2 separate regions of the Mus musculus genome follow, and region 2 is linked to region 1. Evidence: chromatin loops called from intact Hi-C (ENCODE). Cell type or tissue: left cerebral cortex. All regions are shown on one strand. Each heading gives the region's core, and the rest is flanking DNA. Links, peaks and the distances in the headings are about the cores only. Region 1 overlaps Aqr (aquarius). Region 2 has its middle 19 kb from the start of Arhgap11a.

What was found. Peaks named below come from ENCODE experiments on the same cell type or tissue, not always from the same donor. Only the 100,000 strongest peaks of a DNase experiment are listed, where the experiment ranks them.
Region 2: it touches region 1 in a loop (5-fold over the local background); 5 of 42 quality-filtered maps call a loop at or near these places.

Annotation. Positions count from the first base shown.
Region 1 is chr2:114,089,333-114,102,129 of GRCm38, forward strand. Aqr (aquarius) reads right to left here. Exons shown (of 35, transcript NM_009702.3): 35 at 11,829-12,397. The coding sequence ends at 12,107. Among named protein-coding and RNA genes, the nearest start is that of n-TDgtc2, 7.6 kb to the right of the region's middle. In left cerebral cortex, for the core only: no CTCF peak of the experiment used is centred there; DNase peaks (open chromatin) are centred at 2,405, 4,489, 5,697 and 6,210.
Region 2 is chr2:113,861,149-113,873,945 of GRCm38, forward strand. No RefSeq gene overlaps it. Among named protein-coding and RNA genes, the nearest start is that of Arhgap11a, 19 kb to the left of the region's middle. In left cerebral cortex, for the core only: a CTCF peak has its summit at 5,181 (motif pointing right); DNase peaks (open chromatin) are centred at 5,260 and 9,162.

The DNA of each region.
Region 1 (12,797 bases), core at 2,121-10,120:
CTATTGTTATTTGTTTATATGGCTCTATGGAAAACATGTTTTTGCCAATTGTGTTCTGCCCTTGTGATTGAACACCTTACTCATGATTCATCTTAACCCTTGTGGTATAAATTGCCAGATGCTCTGAATAAAGTTGGCTATTGCATGAGATGCTATTAATATGTCTTATTTTTAGGCCCCACTCCCTCAGGTTTATGCCACTAACTAGAGTGGTAAACAGTTAGGGTGAAGAGTACGGCAGCCTTCAGGTAGACACTGGAGCAGTAGCTGAAAGGTACATCCTGATCCATACACAGAGAGTAAAATGCTTGGGTTGGTGTGGGCTTTTGAAATCTTAAACCCCACCTCCAGTAACATAGTTCTTTGGATAAAGACCACACCTACTCCTTCTAATTCAGCGGTTCTCAACCTTCCTAATGCTACAACTCTTTAATATAGTTCCTCATGTTGTGGTGACCTCACATGAAGTGAAAGGGTCATTCAGTTCCTCCCCAAAGGGTCACTACCCACAGGTTGAGAAATGCAGCTCTAATCTTAAATAACGCTCTACTCCTATGTCACATGTCCCAGAACTAGTGCCACCACCACCTCATTCGTAGACCTTGGTGTGTAGGACACTGCCTCCCCCTCCCTGACACCATGTTCTGTCTGGTTTTGCTCTGACATGATGCCACTTGACATTTTGCATTGCCTACTGGGACCAACTCTTGGCACTTTTCCTGGTCCTCAGTGATGCCTGCAGTCTGTCCCTGTACCTAGGAACAATCAGCTCATTCAGCCTTGTTTGAGGCCTAGGGCATTGTCCATGTGTTGAGCAACACAGTTCCAGAGTGGAAATGGACTTTAGTCTCTAGGTTGTGGGTCCTTGGCTAAGAAAACAAGCATGAATAGCTTCTACTGAACCATCAAACTTTAGCGTTCTCATGGAAATATCACTGCTGAATTTTTAAAATAAAATGAATCTTTCATGGGAAATTGTCTACAAAAGAATTAGAGCTTTCCTGAAAGGCTAAAAAGAAAAGAAAAAAAAAAGGAAAGAAACGATGGGTTGTCTAACTGCATGTAACACAAGTTATATGCAGCTGTTAGAATTATCTATCGTTAAATTCAAATTTGCTCTCACAGTCCCGCCAGCCACAATTTCAGTTGCATGTGTGGACATGAGGCAGCATACACAGAATTCCATCTTTGCCAGGTTTTCCTGTGTACAAGTGCTGGACAATGGAAGTCACTGAGCATGTATAGAGAAGAAAGATACAGGCAGATATGGGACTGGCTCCCATGGTAATGTAGAGGGGAATACCAGAGAGGAAAACATGCTAAGTCAACTGAGCTTGCGGACTGAGGAAGAGGTCACAAGTTTGATAAAGAACTCAGAACATTCAGAGGAGAACTGGACTATAGGATACTGTCAGAAAAAAAAAAAAGATACCCCTCAGTTTATATATGTGTCCAGTTTTCTGGCCTCCTCTCCAGCTTCTATCTCCTATATTCCTTTGAATGTCCTGGGCCAAGTCTTGAATCAGGACCTACACTGCTGCCCACTCATAGTATACTCCTTTTCCCTGCTTGCTCACTGGGGCCTTCCCTTGACAGCATAAGTGATGAGGAGATGGGGAAGAGTGGCTACCCTCAAAGCTAGTGTTGAGGGCATGCTTGTACTGGTTAGCTCTAGTCAACTTGACATAAACTAGCTAGGCCTGGGAAGAAGGAATCTCAGTTGAGCAATTGCTTCTAGTCAGACTGAGCTGTGGACATGTCTGTTAGGATAGTTTCTGGATTGCTAATGGACGGAGGAGGGCCCAGGACACAGTGAGCATCGCCACTTCCAGGCAGGTGGGCCCGAGCTATGTAAGACAGATGGCTGAATGTGTAAGCCTGCGAGTAGAATTCCTCTGTGGTCTCATTTAGTTCCTGCCCCCAGGTTCCTGCCTAGGCTTCCCTTCATGGTGGACCTATATACCAACCATACCCTTTCCTCTCCAAGTTACCTTTGGTCAGGATTTTATCACACCAATAGAGAAACAAACCAAGACAATGCCATAGGTGGACTCTCTAGTGCTTATGTTTTTACATGATCTGTTATGAATTGGTGATACTGCCATATTGCACCAGCCCCCAATAAGCAATAGACGTAGGAGATGACTAAAGCAATTTTTGAAGTACATTCAGTAAGGAAGGGGTGACCAGAAAAATTCTTTGTGACTAGGTTTAACTTACTCAGAAAATTAAGTAGACCAAACGTCGCATCCTTTCACCCTCTGGTTGGTTAGGAATCGTAATGCTACTGTATAATGTGAAAATTTTCAAACAGAACTAAACCGAGGTCTATAAATACACATGATTAAGGCTTCAAATATAGCAGCGCTTTCTTTTCACTGGGCTATTTCTGTGTGGTGATTGCCTGGTTTGATATGCAATTTCAGAATACAAGTGGTTTTTCTCCATAACTAATGGGCAAGTTGGCAGGGTGCTGCACGCCCGGGCCCTCTCTGAGAAGAAGTCTGTTAAACTGTGCTAAGTGTTCTCCTGAATTATATAAGCAGAGTAGACAAGAGATGCCTGTGCGACCACACATCCTATTAGGATGAAATAGTGTCTGCTTGGTTTGTTTCTCATTCTAGAAGGAGACTGGCCTTTCTGGTCATAAATCACACAATGGTCAGCCACAAGCCTGAGCCCAGGGCCTGTTGTATTCTAAATTAAATAGACCGTAGTGGAAATTAAGAATAAATGCCAACAGAGATTTCTCTGATTCTAGATTCACAAGCACTTTAAAATAAGGTTTAAATAAGAATGATGTGCATTCATTTATAATTACAGTGATTAAAATATAGAAGGCGTGGCTTCAATGGAATCATTGACTCTCATGAGCAAAGATGGTCCAAAGAGTCAGATGATCATCCATCCCATCCCACACAGAGAGGACTGATGACCATGTGGCAAGAGAAGGGGGTCCATCCCGTGCAACATTTGAATACAATGCCAGGCACCTATGTTTCTATAGACTGAAAAAAATAGAATGAACAGAATAAAAATACTGACAGGCCACCCAGGTACTAGAAATGCCAAAGAATGTGAAGAAAATAGATGACAAGATACAAGTGTCACCCAAGCATTAGAGTTTGCTAAAAAAACAAAAACAAAAAACAAAAACAAAAAACCCAAAGAACATCAATAAAAAAGCCAGAATGGGAATTATGGAGAATGAGTTATGTCATCACATAGAACAGAGCCAAAGGTGGGCAGCAATGTGTGTAAGACAGGTGTGTGAAGCATTGAGCAGCCAATAAAAACAGACCACATCTATAAGAAGCCAGGAAGAGGAGGTGCCAACTTTTCCAAGGAGAAACAGAGAAGGGATAAAAAATTGAAATGATGTTTTTCAGCACTCAAAGTATAACAACCAAGCCTATAGAATTCTAGATGCAGTGAAAACACTTTTCAACATCAAAGGTGAAAGGAAGACATCTCCAGAAATACAAAAACAGACAGTGTCAGGAGTATACGTGAGCCACAGGAAATAATGAAGGGATTTAATTCCTCATAGAGAAAATTGTTTCAGTCAGGTGCACAGAGTGTAGGAAGAAAAGAAGAGCAAGGAGTGTGGCAAATGCGTGGTTGGGAAATGAAAATTAACTCAGAAAGCAATAACAATAGTTACATTTTTAATTAAAACATGGACATTTTTGTAGAGATAACATTTATATGGATAGTAAGGGGGGGCGGGCCAATGCAGTCAGTTTTATAAGGACTTAGCATTATCTGGGAAGTGGAATGGGTAAGTCAAGAATGCCTCTAGTAGTCTTTGGGATAACTAGAAGAATATGTTAGCAGTGAGGCACGGAAAGGGGGAAATTAAAAAAGTACTTTATATATGCAAGGGGAACAAGGAAAGAGGAAAACCAGGGAACATTGAAATATTGAAAACACCTAAATATAGTAAAGTATTTACAGTTAAGTGACCTAATCTATTTGAAATATAAACACTGTCTGATGACACGGGCTGCTTTCAGAAGAAAACGCTTAAATATAAGGATACAGAATTATCCAAGGGAGTGTGAAAAGCTATGCCAGGGAGCACGTGAGCGAAGGAAAACTGGGAGAATTAAGTCAGCACTCAGTAAAGCACTGGAGGGAGACAAGAAACCTTGCAAGAGTTAAGTCCCCTTCCTGATTATAAACGCCACTCTAGTTGGAAAGGAATTGTGATTAGAAATCTGTACATATACATAATACATCCTTAAAACAAGGAGAGCAAAAAATGACAGAATTACAAAGAGAAACAGATGCTCTCATGACCACAGAGGACCTCTGAACGCGTTGCTTGCGCTTCCGCTTCCCCACGGTGGTGTGTGTGTGTGTGTATGAGCATGTGCATGTGTGTGTGTAACAGACAGCTGCTCTCCACCCAGGCATTTCTCACGAGGGCTGCATTTGTAGCAGGAAACCTAGAGGGATGAGGATATGCCTCCCTCGGGGACAGAGAGCAGACAGACTTGGTGCTGTGCTGTAAGAGCGGAGGGATTCCCATGTTTCTCACGATCCACTGTCCTCATTCCTGTAGGTCTAGGGAGTGAGAAGAACTGACTCAAACACTGATGCTCATGCTGCTCTGCTGTGAATGACACAGCACACTTTGCTGGTCACTTGGGAATCTTCTGCCTTCTGCCGGAAATGCAGTATTTATTAGCTGAAGAAGGGTATGCTGCTCATAATCCAAGCCCCAACAAAAGGACATGGGGAGGGTATCAAGACAGCAGGGGAAAGGCAAATATGGTGTAAGTGTATTACTATATGACAAGAAACATTTAAAATAAAGGCAGAATACAAAGTAGCAGAAGAAGCCTATCTATTCATTAGGAAGAGACGATACTTTTATAGTTCTATGATTCCAACAATAGCTACAGAATGCTCAACACAAATATATAATCATACTGGGATTTAAAATGTACACACTTTTTTGGGGACAGGGAAATGGCTCAGTTAGTAAAGTACTTTTCTGATGGAGCTTGCTGGGAATGGTGTGGGCTTTTGAAATCCCAAAGCTAACTACCACTAACATACCTCCTCCAACAGGGCCATAACCCTAAGACTTTCCAAACAGTTCCACGCGCTGTGTAGCCAAGCATTCAAATATGAGCCTATGAGGGTCATTCTCACTCAAACCACACCTCTACAGGCACACATGTGAACATCCTCTCATGAACATGTGTAAGCACAAACATACAAACGTGCATATCTTAAAAAGGGTTATTCATAAACCTCAATTGCTGGGAGTGACACATAGGAGTTTTATGTGTTGCATTTTTCTTGTATCTACAGTGACATATGAAAATCATATTGAAATGTAAAGAACAGTGTCTAGAACTTTCTTCAGAATTCTTTAGTGTGTGTGTGTGTGTGTGTGTGTGTGTGTGTTGTGTGTGTGTGTGTGTGTGTGTGTGTGACTGTATGAGTTCATGAGCATCATTTGCATGCCGGTGACCCTGGAGGCCAGAAGAGGGCATCAGATGCCCTGGAGCTGGAGTTCTAGGAAGTTGTGAGCTGCCATGTGATCTGCAAGAGCAGGAAGCATTCCTAACTGCTGAGCCATCTGTGTAGCCCCTGAATTCTTTTTAAGCAAGTTCATTGTGGCCATCTATTTTCATCACTCAAAGTCAGTATTTGGTCCTTTTCCTATGGGAAATGATCCAAAAAACCACAGAGAAACTAGAAGATGAAAACACAGATGCCATTTTCAGCAACACCAGAAAAGAGCTAACATCTGTAGACTCCAAAAGAAGCAAGAAGAGTTGTCAGAAGCTGGGATGTAGCACAGGGTTTCAGGAGCACAAGAGAAGCTTGGAGATGAGGTTGAGACATGGAGACAAGAGGAGTAGGCTCAAGGCATCAGATGTCAGAAGAGCCAGAAAACACATGCCTGCTGCAAACGTGGGCTACCCTATTCAGTGCTTGGACCAGACAGGTCTCCTACACTCCTTTTGATTCTAATCAGTAGCGAGGCTGAAAACTAAATGGAGCTACACATGCGTAAGTCATTCGTCCAGGAAATTGTGGCTACAGAGGTCTTTATCTAGTGTCTTCTACGGTTGCCTTCCAGGAACTATCTAGGAAGAGCCAATCTCCTCCAAAGTTGAGTGATTCAAAAAGGAAGAAGTTGAGTGGGAGACAGATTGGCAGCAGCAGCTTCAGAACTTATTTTTGTAGCTGAGAAAGATCATCTTGCTGAGAATTGTTTTAGAAAGCTCTTGGGAGCTTTAAGGCACACTGACATACTTTTCAGCCAGCACACACAGGCGTTGGGTTTGAGACTGAATGCTGACTGTCGGCTGAACCAGTAAACCTACAAGGGTAGATGAAACCATAGATCTCAGTGAGTGCTAAGGGCCTCCTTACTAGAACTCACATTCAGTTTGTTTTGTAACCTGCTCTGCCACTGCTTAAACAGACCATGACTTCTACATAATTAATTAGCATGTTGGAAGCACCGAGGAAGGCTTAGTAGGGTTTCTGCCCATTATGTGCGGCTCATGTCTGTTTCAAACCAAAACAAACACTAATTTGGCACTCACCTATTAGTATAAACACTATTTAATCAGACCATCTTTTCTACAGGTGCTTTATTTCCTTCTGGTCTTTGTAACCCAGGCTCCTCTGGGATGCTAACCCTGACAGCAAAGCTTTAGTCCTGTCGACTTACGTGCAAAGCTTGAGTGCTGCCTCTTCTACTTGGAATTGTCTCAAGCAAGCGCATCTATACTGGGGTATTTGCCTAGATCTCAAGTTAATTGTGCTGCCCTAAAAGCAAATCACTCAAGGCCTTGGGCTTCTTATTTACAAACCACTGGGGTTGCTTCTGCCATTGTTGCCTGACACACACAGGCAGCTCCAAAGAGAAACCTCTATCATCTTAGCTTAGATTGCAAGACAAAGGAAGTATGGTGTAAAGTCAGTCGGAGAAGTGAATCATGAGAGGAGTTATCAACCACAAGACTTCAGCATGTCATGCTATGTGTTAAAAATCCTTATGGAAGGAAATTATATGAATCTCCATCAATTTTCTTTGGGCTAAACCCTACTAGTTGAATAATTAATTCTTACATTTTTGAAATTTAAACTTTTTAAGGAAAAAGGAACGAAGTTGGTAACACGAGCTTTTACTGTATGGTAGGAATTAGGAGGAAAGGGGTGGTGTGAAAATTTGGAGCTCCAAATTAAAATGTAAACAGACGCCATGGCACATAGGCTAAATTTTCATTACAACTGCACATTCAGGATGCTGCTAGTAATGCCATATGACACTCAATGATATTGGATTATAACATTTTACACAAACCATTTCACCTCAGACTTCCTCACTGAAAAATATATTTGGGTTTTATTATCTAATGGGAGAGTATGAGCTCATACTGATATAGAGATAACGGTTCCCAAGCCATAGATTGAGGAAGTAGCTATATAAGGTAGCTTATTAAAGAAACAAAAGCAGAACTCCTCTGCTCTAATCTCAAGCTTGAGAAATGCTAGGCTTGAAGAAGTTAAATATGATTCTTTATAGCAGGTCTTCTCTGAACCTATAATTAGCTACTAATGCATTGTGATTCTGTAAAGGGGGAATAATTAATTTTGATGCCCGAGTGAGTTTGACCATGGAACACGCTGTTCATAGTATTATTTAAGGGTAGCATTTTCTGAGAAATAGTGGGATCAGATATCACTGTATATATTGGGCATGGAAATAAATAAGGCAAACAGCAGAGAGCCGAGTAAAGTTGACACACCAGCAGCCTTCACCATGGTGTGATCTGAGGCTCGTTCTGGAAGACTGAGCTAAGGGTTTCTTCTGAGGAAGGAAAACTAGAGCATCCAAAGCTCCTAGATCCACTTAATTAAAACCCTTCTGGGATGCTAACGAGCACCAGTGGATGAAAAGTCTCACATGTCTTCATTTCCATCCTCAGCTTCAGCACAGCTCCAGTTCCATTCTCCTTAAACATCTATTAACATGATTGCTTCATAATTACCAAGGCTAACCACCAAACACTTTGCCAGGAAGCATGGCACTGTTATCTTTAAGTGCTCTTCTGGCTTGTGCAAAATGGTCAGTATTAGTAATTTTTTAAAAATCTTTTTCTATGCTCTTAATTGAACAAACATCTCTAAAAATACTATGTAGATGAGTACAAGATAAGAAGAAAATAGCACATGAAAGTCACAAATCAAAGCAAATGAACAATAAATCCACTCCAAGGGTAGGACCATACATTGTCTTTAGACTTAGAATCTACAGTAATTACCCAGACCAAAAGCTCCATATATCAGAAGTATGGTGGGACCTATTGACTTCTTTCTGGTCATACTCTGCTACTAGAATTTTAGTTTCAGGTCATGTTATGATGGACTCACTGTTGTATGTAGTCAGTAGCCATGTCTCTGATGAGTCTCAAAGGTCAACTGTCACCATGTGTCTGCCTTATCATCCAACCGCAGCGCTGTGCTCCACGGACAGGAATTCAGATACTAGCAGCAGCCAGAGCTTAACTGGCAACAGCCCACAAGTCACAATGCTTTTGGAGAACTCGAGTCCATTTACCAAGTGAGTGGCACTTACCAAGCATATAGGTTACCAGATAGTTTTATATTCAGTATACAAAACCAAACAGAAACTCCTGAACAATTTTTTCATGGTTTGGTAGATTTAAAACAAAAAACAAACAAAACAAAACAAAACAAAACAAAACAAAACAAAACAAAATCAGGGCTTAGAGAGATTATATTTGCCTAAGGTCAGGTCAATGTCTAATAAACAACTAGGTAAAATCTGACTCTGTTCTCAATGAGTCCAGTCTGTCTTACATGACCCATGTTTGCTATAATCATAAACTAACTACTTTTTATAGATTGAAAATGAGCCATTTATAGTGTTTCAGTATCCAGTAAAACATCTCGACTTTTATCATCACACTAACTTAGAAACCCTGGTAACGTTTAGATCTTTTCAGCCATTTGCCCAAATCAATCGGAGCCTTTATTCTCTGCTGTCATAAAGAACTTTTGTAACTCAGAATTTGGTGAGGAAAAAAAAACAAAACAAAACGAAAAACAGATTACTATGTTAACTGCTCAGTTTCGTGATCACTCTCTGGGCACACATATTCCAGGTCTCTTTTTAAAAGTAGATTCCCAAGCCATGACAAGTTCAAATCTGACACATGGTCTGGAGAGATGGGGGAACACCGATCTCATGTCTGCCCCAACTCCAAACCAAACCGGAACCCCAGAGTTTGTGCAGTAATCGCTCATGCATTCTCATTTTAGAACATAAGCAAAACACATCTTTAGGATTTGAACGTGGATCTATCTAACCACTCTCTTCAAGTAGGCCTCCCAATGCTGTTTAGTCATTCTTAGAGAGAGGGAAAGAGAGGGGAGGGGCAAAGGCAAATCTCTTTCAATTGCTACTAAAATCCCCCTGTTCGCTATCAACTCTATCTCTTTGACTTTCATGGTGAATGAATGATTTAAAATTGAAACCCCAGTTCCAATTCATCATCATCTTTTATTTCCTTTGACTAAATACTTAGCCAGTGTCCACCTTGCTTTGATTTTTAGTATGATATAAAGAGCCAGAAAACAACTCCCCCACACATACAAACAAAAACAAAAAGAAAAAAACGCCCAAACCCCCAAAACCAAGCAAACCAACCATGGTCACGCAGGCAGACAATGACAGTCCAGACCTGGGCTTGTTTCATTGCTGGTATCTTAATTCCTATCTAGTAACAGGTGGCGGGAAAGAATCTTTTCCAGGAAACCCCCGTAATGCAGCAAAGCTGCTTTCCTTCTTGCAGAGCCTGCTACTGTATATTCAAAATGAAAATAATTCTGTGAGTGCAGCTCCTCACACACATGCCCTCACCTGTTTCAAACTCTTGTATCAGAGGAATTACGTAACCGACTATCTGGCTTGATCCTCACTCTGATAAGAAAATAGGTCAGGGCTTTATGTTGGGCATTTCCGTCCCTTCATCCTCTCCACACTCAACATTTATACAAGTGTTCTGGTGCACACTGTGGGCTGAGAGTGGCTCCTGTAGCCTGGGAGCTGAACAGATATTTATTCAACATATAGTTGACTTGAGTTTTTGGGTTATGAGTCCACCATTTCTTGGCACTGCCAGGATTAGAGGGATCTCAGTGTGGTTCTGTCTTTAAAGGTCCTTTGGATAAGGTGAAGTCTATAGGGAGAGGCACTAGAGGGGAGACACTATGTGAATGTTTCCCACTACAACTCTGGCAGATCAAGAAGGAGGAATAATAGCAGCCATTCCTGCTTCCCATGGATACATGCGCAGCCCTGTCTTCCACTCCCGCCACCATGCCCAGGGTCCTCATCAGAAGAGGTCGCTTGTCAGAAAACATTAGCTCCGTTCATTGTTAATTCCAGCACCACAGCGACATTCACAAGGACAGACAGTAATCTGTGCAGAGAGCCTCTCAAGCCACGAAGTGCTGGAGCCAACAGGGGACCCAGTTGCTTTGTAGATTTAGATGAACAGAGAGCCTGAACTTCTACTTCTCTAAACAACTTCAGAACACCACTACAGCTGCTGGCTGGATGCCTACACTTCTGTAACAAAGTCCTAAGGCATCTGTCCATTTGACCAACAAAGTTCAACAGGGCACAGAACTCAGAAGGCTGCATTAGCAGGCTTCCACTGCACATAGGAGCCAGGTTCAATCACTATCACACCCAGACTTGGGTGCTGCAACAGTCTTCGCTTTCAGCTGGATGGTGAACCCTAGTTGTTTCACTAGTCTTATCTGATAACTGTGGCGTGGAGAACCTGCCCTATGTCTAAGGTTCTACTTCCTCAGGTCTCAAGTGGGCCCTACCAATACACAAGACTCCAACGAAGAAATAGACATGTCCAACCTTTTGACATTGTAACAAAGTTCTTTCTTAAGAACACCACAAATGCGCTAAAGTGGCTTAGGGGTTAAGAGTATTGGTGGCCAGGGTTCAATTTGCAGCACCCTCATGGGGGCTAACAAGCATCTGTTAACTCCAGTTCCTGGGAATTTGATAGCCTCTTCTGACTTCTATGCATGTGGTACACAGACATACATGCAAGCAAACCCCCATATACATAGAAAATGAAGCTAAGCAATTCTTAAAAAGCACATACTTTTTAAAAACTGCAAAACACTTGAAAATTTTATTGGGCTGTATAAGTGCCGTCCTTGGCTGCACGCTGCCCATGGGTCACATGTACATGGGTGACTAAATCACTTTCAGATCCAGAGGAAAAAACATGAGCAGGCTCTTGGATAGATTGCAAAGGGCTTTCCCCTGTGGCTCTTTATGTCCTTACAGAAAGAAAGGGGGGAGGGGAGGCCACTAGGCTTGAGAAGCTGACAGGGTGGGTGGAGAAAAGGTGGCGCTCCCCACCTGGAACGCTGAGAGTAAATTCTAGTGTCTTATGGATGGTGCCCCCCCAACCTGGAACGCTGAGAGTTAATTCTAGTGTCTTATGGATGGTGCCCCCCACCTGGAACACTGAGAGTAAATTCTAGTGTCTTATGCCCCTTTTTGTAGAGAAGTTTACTAGACGTGAAGTATATCACGGATGAAGCTCGCTGTAAGCGCTTGCTTGGGTCTGATCCTCAGCAGAGCATACGATCGAGTTTGGCAGAGTGCATGCAATCGCAGCAGTAGTGAGGAGGGAGCAGGAGGTTAGGAGTTTGAAGTCATCTTGAGCTGCACAGGGAGTTCAAGGCCAGTTTGAGCTACATGAAACCCCGAAAAGAAAAAAGGGCAAGTATGCCTTACATGTTTGATAGAAAATGATTTTAATGCAGGGATTACCTCAGATACATTCAGCAATCAAAATTATTTTCTCTTCTGAATGAACAAATGAAACTAGAGTTATTTTTAATATTTACAAATAAAAAATATACAAAATAAGGAAACCAGCTAAAAACCATAAGTACTGAAATTAGCTGGTGTTATTAAAGTCATACAGTAACTAAGTATGAAATTCAAAAGGTAACCTCACTTAGAGTTTATAAATGGAATGTCCCAGGCTGTGCTGCAGATAGGCTACTCGGTCTCTGTGGGGACAGACTCTGCATCTTGTGGGGTGGCAGCTTCTGCTGCTGCAGAGACAGGCTCAGCTGCAGTAGCAATGTCACACGGGGCAGAGGTGTCTTCTGTCTGACTGGAGCAGTCAGGCTGAGCGGCTGGGGTCTCTTGACTCAGGCTGGCATCCGCTGGACTGGGTGTGAGGTTACCTTGAGCAGACACGGTTTCTTCTTCTGCTTCCATTTCTGTTTCTTGGCTCTGACCTTCCTCACCTTCTTCCACCATGGCAGGTGGCAGTTGTAAGAAAGTCTAATAAAAAAATACAGATGAATGTGAGAGTCAAGAACACTGGCTCTCGAAGCTGATCAGGCTCTCATATTACACCACGCTGTGAACACACTGCTTGTGCTACAGTTTTCCAAACACTGCTATCCATCTTATAGGACCAATTTGGCACCTTTGAAACGATGACCTTGGTTCTGCTTATGCCAAAGACTATGCCTACAAGTCACAAATCAATAAAAACCCACATGAAAAGTTATGAGTTTTAAAGGAATTTTTGGTAGGGCTTCCAAGAAAGTGCAGTCGTTGGTTAGGATCAACTGCCACATCAGCACAAGGTTCACCTTCACTGAGGCAGCTGTGAGGAGAGCCAATCTTAAGACCAGGACATGGCGGGGAAGGAGGGGAGCTCAGGCCTCCAGTTGTT
Region 2 (12,797 bases), core at 1,728-9,727, 230 kb before region 1:
CAGAGACTAATGGGATATTTTAGTAGGAGCTTCCATAGTAATAATACTGAGTTAAATATGGACAGTCGCAGCACAGCTCATGAATTTTTAGAAAGGAATAAAGACTCTACCAGGGAAAGGTATAAGAGCTATTTCTATGACTATTTTGGCTAAGAATGTGTGTGTTCTGATGAGACTAGGGCTGAAGAAGCAGCTGTGGTTTTTAAAGGATCAGCATCACTAAAGTGAAAACTCCTGTGGTTCACTGAAACAGTGGGAAAGTATTCCCTTGGAGTCAGCACACAAAGGAAGACACAACTTCGGTCCAATTTGGGTTGGCTATATGTTCAGCTCCTAACAGAACCTAGAGATGTCCATACCATCCATGTGGTTCTGTTTTGACAGCATGAGAAAACAAGAGGTTATGGAGAGTGGGTGAGATTGGTACCATGTGACAGGATTAGAGGCCCTCTGCAGAAGCCCCTGAGAAGACATTTAATGGGGCTGTGAAGGTAAGGTTTCAGTTGCAGGGCAGATTCCAGGATCTATAGTTGACAGGACCATGGGATGTCTACCAAGAGAGGTGGAGGTATGTGGTACAATAGTCTAAACCTGAGAGAGAAGTTGTGTGTGCAGCAGATGACAGGGAAGGGTAGACTACTTAGCCCTTTGGAGCCAGGAAAATTACACTGTGAGCTCCAGATGATGGGCATGTCTTTCTTTGGTATGATTGGTTACTTGCTATACCTTTGTTTTTACATTTTTGGATAAAAATGTTTGTTCTGTGTAATTATATTTTGAAAGTATAAACTTGTTCTTTATTTTATATGGTATCATCGTTAAGAAAGTTTGGATTTTTAAAGTATTGGAGTTATGGCCCTCAGGCTTTTAAAATTGAATTGGTTTTGTTTGTTTGTTTGTTTGTTTGTTTGTTTGTTTGAGACAGGGTTTCTCTGTGTAGCCCTGGCTGTCTTGGAACTCACTCTGTAGGCCAGGGTGGCCTCGAACTCAGAAATCCACCTGTCTCTGCCTCCCAAGTGCTAGGATTAAAGGCATGCGCCACCACTGCCTGGCTGAATTGTATTTTATATTATTTTAAAAAATAAGGGGAGCTGCAGAGATGTCTCAGTAGTTAAGAGCACTGGCTGTTCTTCCAGAGATCCTGAGTTCAATTCCCAACAACCACATGGCATCTCACAACCATGTATAATGGAATCTTATGACCTCTTATGGCCTGCAGGCATTTATGCAGACAGTGCTATCATACACATAAAATAAAAATAATATTAAAAATAATTTTTAAAATTCTATATAAAAACAAAATATGAGATTTTGGAGACAATGTCAGAAGGTTATGACTTAAAGTAGAATGTTTGAGGCTGGAGAGCTAGCTCAGCAGTTAGGAGTGTATACAGCTTGACTTAATTACTTTTCTATTGTTGTGATAATACACCATGTCTAAGACAATGTATAAAAGAAAGTGTTTAACTGGAGAGTACATTTTCAGAAGGTTAGAGTTCATGATTGTAGAGCAAAGGCATGGCAGAAGGAGCATTTGAGAGCTTATATCTTGATCCACAGCTAGGAGGAAGACAGAAAACTAACTGGGAATGATACTGGCTGGCTTTTGAAAACACAAAAGTTTCCCCCAGCTATACATCTCCTTGAATAAGGCCACACTTCCTAATTCTTCTCAAATAGTTCTACCAACTGGGGACCAAATATTCAAACATGTGAGCCTGTGGGGCACATTCTCATTCAAACCCCTTGCAAAGAACCCTAGTTTGTTTCCTAGTGCCAACATCTCACAGCTCATAACCACCTATAATTCTAGCTCCAGAAAGATCTAATGTCTCTGGATTCCACAGGCACCTACTCTCTCTCTCTCTCTCTCTCTCTCTCTCTCTCTCTCTCTCTCACACACACACACACACACACACACACACACACACACACCCTTTTAAAAATATTGTTTGTGTGGTGGCTAGTTTACAGATTTGACACAATCTAGAATTACCAAGAAAGAGAATCTCAATGAGTCATTAACTTAGTGACAGGTTACCTAGATTTGATTTGCCTGTGGATCTACCCATGAGAGATTGTCTTGATTGCTATAATTAATGTAGGAAGACACCATTCCTGGATTTGGGGCCCTGGGCAGTGTATGAGCACTAAGTAAGCATGCATTCATTTCTCTTCAGTTGGGACAGTAGATATGATGTGACCAGCTTCTTTCCCTCTGACTTTCCTCAAGTGATGGACCGTAACCTAGCGTTGCAAACCCAAATAAACCCTTCCTACCCTGAGTTGCTTTTTGTCAGTGTATTATCTCAGAAATAGAAATGAAACCAGGACTCTGATCCAAAGCCTCCCTAGCAGTTTCCACTTAGCCCTTGCATAAGTAGTCTAGAGTTTTAAACTAATCTCCGAAACACAGCATGGATGATGTGTTCTTTGGGCTTTCCAAGAAGCAGATGCTAAGACAAACAGATGTACAAGAGAGCTATTAGAGGGAAGCACTTTAAAGTAGAAAGGGAAGATAGCAGGGGCCATCAGAGGGAACCTTTAGACCAAGACCCCCGTGAAAGGAGAACAGAACCTCAAATTACAGCATGCTGCTAAGAAAAACTGGACGAGCTGCTGGGAAGGTCCCCATCCAGTGCTACTTGGTAGAGGAGTCTAAATCGCCCAGGAATGAGCAGGTCATTGACTGCAGCAGTACAGACTATGAACACAATGATGGGCTCAAAAGTCAGCAACACGGACCTCTGTTGCTTATACTCTTAGAATTAGGAAATCAGAACAGGATATTTTGATGACCTTGGAGAGTGTTGTCAAACAACTGGGGCTAAAATTCCAGCTCTACCACTTAGTCATGGGTGATTTATAACTTCTGTAACTTTTTTTTTTTCTTTTGGTGTTTCAAGACAGGGTTTCTCTATTTAGCCCTGACTGTCCTAGAACTCAAACCATAGACAGGTTGGCCTTGAACTCAAAGAGATCTGCCTGCCTCTGCCTCTGAAATACCAGGATTAAAGGTGTGTGCCACCATCACCTAGCACCTGTGATTCTTAAAGTAAGTAAGATGGGCATTGTGTCACATGCCTTTAGGTACTTGGGTGACTGGCAGGGACATCACTGAATTTGAGCCTAGCCTGGGCTACAGAATGAGTTCTAGGACAGCCAGGGCTACAGACGCAACCCTGTCTTGGGAAAAAAAAATCCTTATAGGCAAGACAATCTACATCACTAAGTTATTAGGAGGGTTTCCCTCTCCCTCTCCCTCTCCCTCTCCCTCTCCCTCTCCCTCTCCCTCTCCCTCTCCCTCTCCCTCTCCCTCTTTCCCCCTCTCCCCCTCTCCTCCTCAATGCAACTCATGTTGTAGTCCCAACATTTTGTCTGGTATATCAAATGCCTCAATCGATGTTAAATATTTTTATGACATATTTTTGAAGTTGTATGAGATGCTGAAAGGAAGGAAAAGGCCTCCTTCACATGTGTTGCCCCCTGTTGACTCTTCTCAGCATCTTTCTTGAATGACCATCTCTTCTGCTGCTTGGATGCTGCTGAACTTCACCTCCAAGTGCTTAGCAACAGGGAAGAGGGTCCAAACTCAGGTCCTGTGATTATGCAGCAGACACATTATTCTTGTTTTACAAACTTTCCTGAAAATTCAAGGAAAGAAAAAAAGCTCTAATGGGACCAATGTTGAGATGTCTTCATTCTGGCCCAATGGTTAAGACGGGGCTATTTTTAAGGGATACCAGCCACCAGCTGCATGATTTTATGACATTAACTGACTCAAATTCATGAGCTAGTGTTCACTGACCATGCAGCAGAGATGACAAGCAGAAGTGACTATTAACTACAGATAGCAGCTTTACAACTCAGGAAGAAAGTAAGTAGAAATACATGAAGAGGCTGAGTGGCCATCTCCCATCTGTACTTCCACCAGAAAAGGCTCTGTATCCTTAGGCACATCGGTATAAAACAGGAAGGGGGCATGACTTGGAAATATTTCTAGGGAACAGTCTCTAGAAAGAGTTGTTCTTCTGCATAGCCTCAAAACTGCAAAAGTCTGTGATGTTTTTGTCTAGTCTCTGGCAAAATTTAAATTCTGTAACCATCTAAGAAGTTCCACCAAGGCACTAGGAGGTAAGGAGCAGCATATGTTCAACACAGCATGTCAGTTGTTAGTCCTCACTGCACACCTAGGAAGAGGCTGTTATCCCCACTTACAGACAAGAAAGCTAAAACTTGGAGAATAAAACTGTACATCCCAACACATTAAACCTTACGTCTGTGTTCAGTCTAATACACAGTTCTCTTTTTTTTCCGAGACAGAGTTTCTCTGTATAGCCCTGGCTGTTCTGGAACTCACTCTTTAGACCAGGCTGGTCTCAAACTTAGAAATCTGCCTGCCTCTGTCTCCCAAGTGCTGCGATTAAAGGCGTGTGCCACCACTGCTCAACTAATACAGAATTCTTATTGGTAAAGTTCCAGTTATTCCTGTGAGGACATACTAACCTTGGTTGCTAAGTCACCTTGCCTGACTATAGGAAATCTCCCTGAGGAAAAGTATCCCTCAGTAAAGTCCAATTTCCCGTAATAGGCTGGTTAGTTTTAGGATCACTTTCTTCATATTGTCCTGAGAGGTGAGATGCTTAAATGTCCCAACTGCTTTATTTTTTTCAAAGGAGGAGATTGATGTCATCATGGAGAAAAGAGGAAAAGCCTTGTGGAAAGAAATGACAATGTCAAAAGATACGGAAATTCACTTTAGAATCATTTGAAGCTGCCCACATGATTCCAACTGCTTCTTAGGAGAATAAGTTATGGATTTCATGGTGTGGATACCTATCACATGGCATTGTTATAAGAGGGAGCAAATGTAAGAATGGTTTGTATTGTGAATAGCCAAGAAAGTGAGCTATTTTAACTTGTAAATAAATTAATTTTATAATTATTATTTTGTGTCCAAATACACTTCACATTGTACCAAGCTCCATTCTTTTGAGCATGTATCTCATATTGTTGGGGCAGGGTGTACTGAAAAGATACCTAAAGATCGACCAATGACCTCTTCTAATTAATAGTTTTATGAATTTTAAACTAAAATGGTACATTTAAAAAATAATTTTAAAGCAAAATTAATGCACATATCAATTTAATTTTACAGTAACTAAGAACTATACTAGACATCACCAGCAGAGGGGAGTAAGGGAACATAAAATAATTTTGGTTTCAGGTAATTTTAGTTCATGAGTAGGCTCAAAGCTCTCGACTCTATACTTATTTACTTAGCCAGAAGATCCATGGGAGTGCACTAAATTTGATTAATAATTCCACTTGTGATGGCAAGCAAAAGCTGTTCAGGTTAAAAGGATAGTGACTTGCATCAGAAGTTATAGAAGAAGAGGAGAATGAATAATGGTGTAAACTTTTTCCAAGTCATTTCTCAATTCTCTAAGTAACCCAAGAACTCTTGGGTTCATGATCCTCCAGTCTCATGAGTGCCTGGGTTTCAGGGGTGCTTTAGCAGCCTAGATCCCTAGGGACTCTTTTATGGTCTTGACTCTAATGTTCTAAAGCAGATTCTATCCTCTTTTCTCTAGCAGTAGAACATGATGTGGCCTGTAGCAGATGAGACAGTTTCGCCATAGCATCATTGTAGTGACTTTTAAAGTTTCCTGAGCTTGTCTTCTGGAATGGGCATAGGCACCACTTTTGTATTATGGGACAAATAACTTGATACATTCATACATTCACTGAGATAAATATCATGGAGCTAAATACATATTTTGTATTATGGGATATATCATTCTATTATAAAAATGGCCAAACTTATAGAAGGGAGAAAGAGAAAGCAAAATATGGAGTTGCATTAGTTACTTCCAGTGAGGCGACTGTGGTAGATTTTACTAGAGACTGATGAGTGGTTTGTTAGCCCAGCCATCAATGGACCCAGATTCTGTTTTGATGGTGAATCCTATTAGTAATGCCTAGGAGAGTTCTTCTATTTCTTTTGGTTTGCTTAAATGGGAGATAATTTTTACATATGATTTGATGGCATTCACATAACAATAAAAGAATGGATATATAGGGGTCTGGGTTTGTTGTCAATGTGACACATCTGGGAAAAAGAAGACCCTGTGGAAGAACTGCTTCCAATAACTGGCCAGTGAGAAAGTCTGTGAGACATTTTCTGATTGCTGATTAATGTAAGAGACCCAGCCACTGTAGGAAGCTCCACCCTTAGGAGTTTGGACCTAGGTTGTGCAAGAAAGAGAGCTGAATATGAACCAGAAGCAAGTCACCAAGCAGCCTTCCTCTTGGTATTGCTCTAACTTCTGCCTCCAGGTTCCTGCCTTGAGTTCCTACTTTGGCTTCCCCACTGGATGGGCAGGTAGCTTGTAAGCCAGATAAACCCTGTTCTCTCCCAAACTGCTTTTGGGACGTGTTTTTATCACAGAAACAGAGAGCAAATTAGAAAAACGGGCAATAAGTTTTGCATGTCTATTGTTATTTTAGTAGTGGGGATAAATCTAAATCTATTTTTCCTCTTCTTCCTGAGAATTAAGGAACTTGCTGTAAAGTGCAAAGAGAAATGATTCCATGTGTGTATAGAGGTGTATGCTCAAAACACTTATCCTCAGCTCTTTCCCCTGAAGGAGGCACCCTCTTTTTACAGAGATGTTTCCAGGTGCACAGATAAGCCCATCCATTTTTCATTTCAGGATCTTATTTCAATTTTTCATCTATTTTTTTCCATTCCAATTTTTTTCTTCTCAATTGGTTCTTTTCTTATCCTAAAAAAAAAAAAAAAAAAAAAGTACTCATCTCAGAAAAGCAACCAACCAAAGAACAGCAAAAAAGAAATACAAGAGAAAACCTTTCTTAAGTTCTTAATCTACCCTATTCCACCCACTGGATTCATACATAATCCTTGCAAGAGTGTCCCTTAGCCATGGCGTTCTGGTCCTCGCTGTCCCTGGGTCACTGTAGTCTGGGTCTCATGGTCATTAGTACACTGTAAATGTTCTTGCTGAGGAGACAGCAATGTGGGAGACAAGCTGGCTGGCTGGTTTTCAGCCTTTATTGCACTGCCCTGGCTAGCTGACAGTGCCTCCCTCTTGGATGTCTCCTAGTTGTTTCCTATGTCACTCATGCTGTAAGGACTCCGATTCCCTGGGGTTTTGTCTCCATTCCCCTCCCACCCTGCGTGCTCACCCTGAATGATGCCATTCACCAGTATGGCTTTCCTTTCTTATCACAGTGCGTTCAGCTCTGTATTGCCCTGGTTCAGATCTTACTGGGGTGCTCCAAGTCCACCTTACTTACTGTGTCTCCATGAACAGTTCCCTTGGCTTGATATATAGGTTTTCTCCATGCTCCTTGATCTCCTCCTCAGCGTCTTGGTGTCTACCCCTCAGCAGCCTGCTTGTTCTTCTTCCTGTTTTTTTTTTTTTCATATCAGTTGATGCCATCACCTCCAGTTCACTCTTAAAATTCTTAGTCATCCTAAGTGCAGCCCAGCAATGCCTTTTGAAGCTAATCATGGATTAACATCTCTTGTTGTTCAATTTGTAAGAACAATTGAGACTTGGGAGTTCTTCTTCTTAGATCTTTACGCCATTTCAGACCAGCACCGCCATGTCCTCTGCCATACTCTTTCATGTCTGTGTCACATTCTATCACACATCCTATGCAGAGCTTTGGAAATCACTACTGACAAATAAGCCCCAGGAGGGGATGGTATCACTCACACAGTGGGAGGAGAGAATGAGGACAGAGCCTGGGCCTTTCTGTGTCTATAGGACATAATTGGCATCTCTTGAACTTGAGCTGGGGAGGGGTGATAGAGAGGCTCAGGGGGTAGGATACTTACTATGTAACTATGAGGCTCTGAGTATGAGTCGGCACACCCACATAAAAGTCAGGCATGGCCGTTTGTTCTTATAATTCTAACATTGGTGGAGTGGAGACAGGAGGATCCAATGAAACTATGTGCCAGCCAACCAGGCCCAAACACTGGGATTCAGGTTCAATCTGGGGCAAGAGATACTGTCTTAAGGGAATAAGGCAGAGAGCAATGGAGGAGGGCACCTGATTCCTTCTCTGGTCTCCATATATTCTGTGTATGCATACTTTTCATATGTATACACACACATACACACACACACACACACACACTTTACACACAAAGAATAGAATTGTCTTATAGGTGCATATGAAAATGTACACAGCCATATCCACACATGTAAATGACTTTTGAGGCTCATAAAGTAGTTTTGATTCAGGTTTTGGCATACTAAAATAATATGGGTAAAATTAAATAATTTCATAAAAAGTTCATTTGAAAAAAATGTTTGTCAAGAAGAAACTTGAGATGAGATTTCAAAATGTCTTGATTGATCTTCACTGCCTTTAAAAAAATTAAAATAACTCTCCAGTCATTCAAAAAGAAAGCCTCAGGCAGCGCAGATTCTTTGGTCTTTAGCAATCCTTTACAATAGGAAGCATCTCAAAGTACCCCAGAAGGGTTTTAGAAATTTCCTGCATACTTCTATGTCTCCCTCGGAAGACATAAACACTAGAGGTGAAACGGAATTCAGGGTTCTTTTTAATTGTTTCCTACCCTCATTTGGCTCATGTCTGTCATTGAACCTCTGGGGCTACTCCAATATAAAAGGTTCTTAACCACTGAAATGGAGCAGTAGATTCCAAGCTGTGAAACTGACAAGAAGAAGAGGCAGGCGAATTGCCACTTGCCTGGGGGGGGGGGGATAGAAATCCCCTGCCACGGTATGTTTTGCCTCTGAATCTGCAGCCAGGGGCTCAGCACAGCCCCCCAGACCTGCCTCAGCATCTCTCCCTAGTCTACAAGAAGTACATCTCTGCTAGTCTGAGCCCTGCCATTTCTGAGTTGCCTTGGAGCTATACATCATTAACTCAATCTGTGTTGCCCTGAAATGCTCAAAATAAAAATAGCATCTGTGAGCCCACTTCCTTAGATCCCTGCTCTTTCGCATAAAGATTTCATTCTTCCTTGAGCTACTGTTGCTTTCTAACCATGTCTCCATTACTGTTGCTCTCCCACAATTCCATTTTTCAACCAGTTCTGTCAGCAGGCTTACTGGGGAGAAGCAGAAATTCTCTTTCTCTCTGTGTAGAAGCAGGAAGTGGGGACAAGCAGGCCTACCAAAGTGTGGGAGTTCCCTTTCTGGTCACACATATGTTTATGCAGATGGTACCAAATAAAAGTGCATTTCTTGCCAGACCTGATAGCTCACACCTTTAATCCCAGTACTCAGGAGGCAGATGCACACAGTACTCTGTGAGATCAAGTCCAACCTGGTTGATTTTGAGTATGTTTGTTTGTGGAACAAAGAGAGAATGTAGAACCAAAACAACTTAAGGGAGAAAGCCTTGAGCTGGACTGATGGAGCCATAGTATCGGATAGCTACCAGGTGGGCCTCATGTCTCAAAGGACTCTAAACAGTATGGTAGCTGGGGACCAAGTATTCAAAAATATCAGCCTGAGGGGAATAGCCCCTGGTCAATACGTGACAGTTCTCCTCTGGCCACTAATAATCTCTTAGCCTTTTCAATGTGCCAAATTATTCAGTCCAACTTCAGGAGTCCCCAAAGTCTTACCAGTCCCAACACTGCTCAAAAGGGCAAGTCTCTATCTGGATTCTAGGAAAGCTCTGAGCTGTGAATTCCTATAAAATATGACAACAAATTACGTTGTCCTTTTTCTTTTAATTTTTTTCTGAGAAAGTTTCTCTGTGTGATTCTGAGCGTCCTGGAACTCACTCTGTAGACCAGGCTGGCCTCAAACTCAGAGATTCATCTGCCTCTGCCTGCCAAGCGCTGGGATCAAAGGCGTGTGCCACCACTGCCCGGCCACATACTTTTATATATGATGACACTTGGATATTTCCATTCCAGAAGTGAGGAATGGAGTCATAGCAAGAAAAGATCAGACCGGTCCAAGACTGAGACTTAGCACAACAAACATTAAATTTTGTACCTCCTTGACCTATATTAGGGCTCGTGGTGGCATCATCTAGGTCAATGGTTCTCAAGCTTCCTAATGCTGTGACCCTTTAATACAGTTCCTCATGTTGTGCTGATTCACATTACATGATTTTCATTTGCTACTTTGTAACTGTAATTTTGCCACTGTTATGAATCATAATGTAAATGTCTGTGTTTTCTGATGGTCTTGGGAAATTCCTGTGAAAGAGTTGGGGTCAGGACCCACAGGTTGACAACTGCTTAGTTAGGCCAAAACAGGTTTGGGGAATTGGACTTCTAGGGCTTTGTTGGCTACAAGATATAACATGTTCCACTTACTGCCTACAGCTTCTCTTAGCAGATATAGCACATCCCTGACATGTCCCTCATCAGGAAGTCTCCACTGCTATTCAGCCTTCACAAAAACTTCATACTCTACTCAGATACACCATAGATTTACCCAGGTCATCAGGGGCACCTTATAGGTCATCTGACCCTAGGGTGTTGTCTTTCTCAGGAACCTTAGTATAAACATTGATTATCGAGTCCACACCTGCAAAATCAACACCAAATGGATAATGCTAGGCTTGGCTGCTAGCTTCACACAGCTCATCCCCTTTTACTACTGTCACAGTGGCCTCTGAGTGTCTACACAGAAATAAAACAAAATAAAACAAAACACTTCCCCCGGTAGCCCTGTTCAAGTGTGACATCCCGAAGGTTCTGTCTTCTTACAAGGAAAGATCTCTCAAGTGAGTTTGCATTCTTAGGTTCTGTGGGCTTCGAAAAGTGGCATCTTTCCTTTAAAGCACCTTCCCTGTTGTCCCAGGGTGAAGTGCACACACTAATCTCTCTCTCTCCACTTCCACATTGTCAGTGCTTCCTTGCTCACAGCTTTAAACGCACTCAGGTGCTCTCAAACCTCACTGGTTTAACATTAGTCTCTTCCATTTTCTCCATTTTCACTGCAGAGGGGCTAAAAGCAAGCAGTAGCAAACATGCCCAGCCCCAATGTTAGGCTATTCTGAAAAATTTCTCCACCAAACAAAGGGGTCCATTACTTTTTAATTCAACCTCACAACTTGTCAGGACATGGGCGACATGTAGCTGATCTCTTGTCAGAATGTAACACAGTCTTTAGTGCAGCTTTCTCTGCTTTCTCTTTTTCCTGTGCCAAGGAATTCCAAGCTATTCCCCACTTTCTCTCCTATCAGATTTGGTGTATCTGGTTTTATGTTGGTTCTTCCATATATTTGGAGCTGAGTTTTGTGCATAGTGCTAAGTATGGATCTAGTTGGAATCTTCTTCATGCAGCCACAGCCAGCTTGACCAGCTCCATTTACTGAACATGCTTTTTTTTTTCCCTCAGTGTGTATTTCTGTCTTTTTCATCAAAAATCAGGTGTTCATATGCATGTAGATTTATGTCTGGGTTTTCAACTTGATCCCATTGATTGACACATCTGTTCCATTTCCATACTGTTCTTGCCACTATAGCTCTGTAGTACAACTTGAAATCAAAGATGGTGATACCTCAGTTGTCTTTATTTTTTAAATTCAGAATTTTTTATTTTAGCTATCCTGAGTTTTTTATGTTTCCATATTTAGCTGAAAATTGTCCTTTCAAGATCTGTGAAGAATTGTGTTGGAATTTCGATGGGGATTTCATTGAATCTGTAGATTGCTTTTGGTAGGATGGCCATTTTTACTATATTAATCCTAACAATGCATGAGCATGGCAGGTTTTTCCACCTTCTGAGATCTTCTTCAATTTCTTTTTTCAAAGACTTGCAGTTTTTACCATACAAGACTTTCACTTGTTTGCTTATATTCACCCCAAGGTATTTGACACTATTGTTGAAAGTGTTTTTTTCCAGACTTTTTTTTCTCAGTTCATTTGTCATATGTATAAAGGAGGGCTACTGATTTTTGTGAGTTGGTTTTGTATCCAGCTACTTCACTAAAGTTTTGTAGTATCAGAGTTTCCTGGTAGAACTTTTAGGGTCACTTATGTACACTATAAGTTATCCACAAATAACAATACTTTGACTTTTTCCTTTCCAATTTATATCCCCTTTAGCTGTCTTATTGCTCTAGCTAAGACTTCAAGTAGTGTATTGAGTTGATATGATGAGAATGGACAACTTTGTCTTATTCCTGATGTTAGAGGAATTGCTATGAGTTTCTCTCCATTAAATGTGTTTGTGGCTATAGGCTTGCTGCCATTGCCTATATTGTATTTAGGTATGCCCCTAATCTCTCCAGGACTTTTGAAGGGGTGTTGAATCTTAACAAATGTCTTTCCTGCATCTTACCTGATGGTCATGTGGTTGGTCTTTTAATTTGTTTATATGGTGGATTACATTTATCGATTTATATAAATTAATCCATCTCTTAATCTCTGAAATGAAATAGTGGGTATTTCTTATTGCTTTTGGATTTGTCTTATAAGCATTTTATTAAGAAATTTTACATCTATATTCATAAAGAAAATTGGTCTGTAATTCTCTGTTGGATTTTTATCTGGTTTGGATATCAGGATAACTCTACCTCATAAAAAGAACTATACAATGTTCTTTCTGTTTTTATTTTGTGGGAAAATTGGAGGAATATTGGCATTGACTCTTCTTTGAAGCTTGGCTTAAAAAAAAAAAAGTCTTCACTAAAACCATCAGGCCCTTGGCTTGTTTTGGTTGGGAGTCTTTTAATGACTGCTTCTGTTTCACTAGGAGTTATATGTTGGTTTAAAGTGCTTATCTGGTCTTGATTTAACTTTGGTAAGTGATATGTATCAA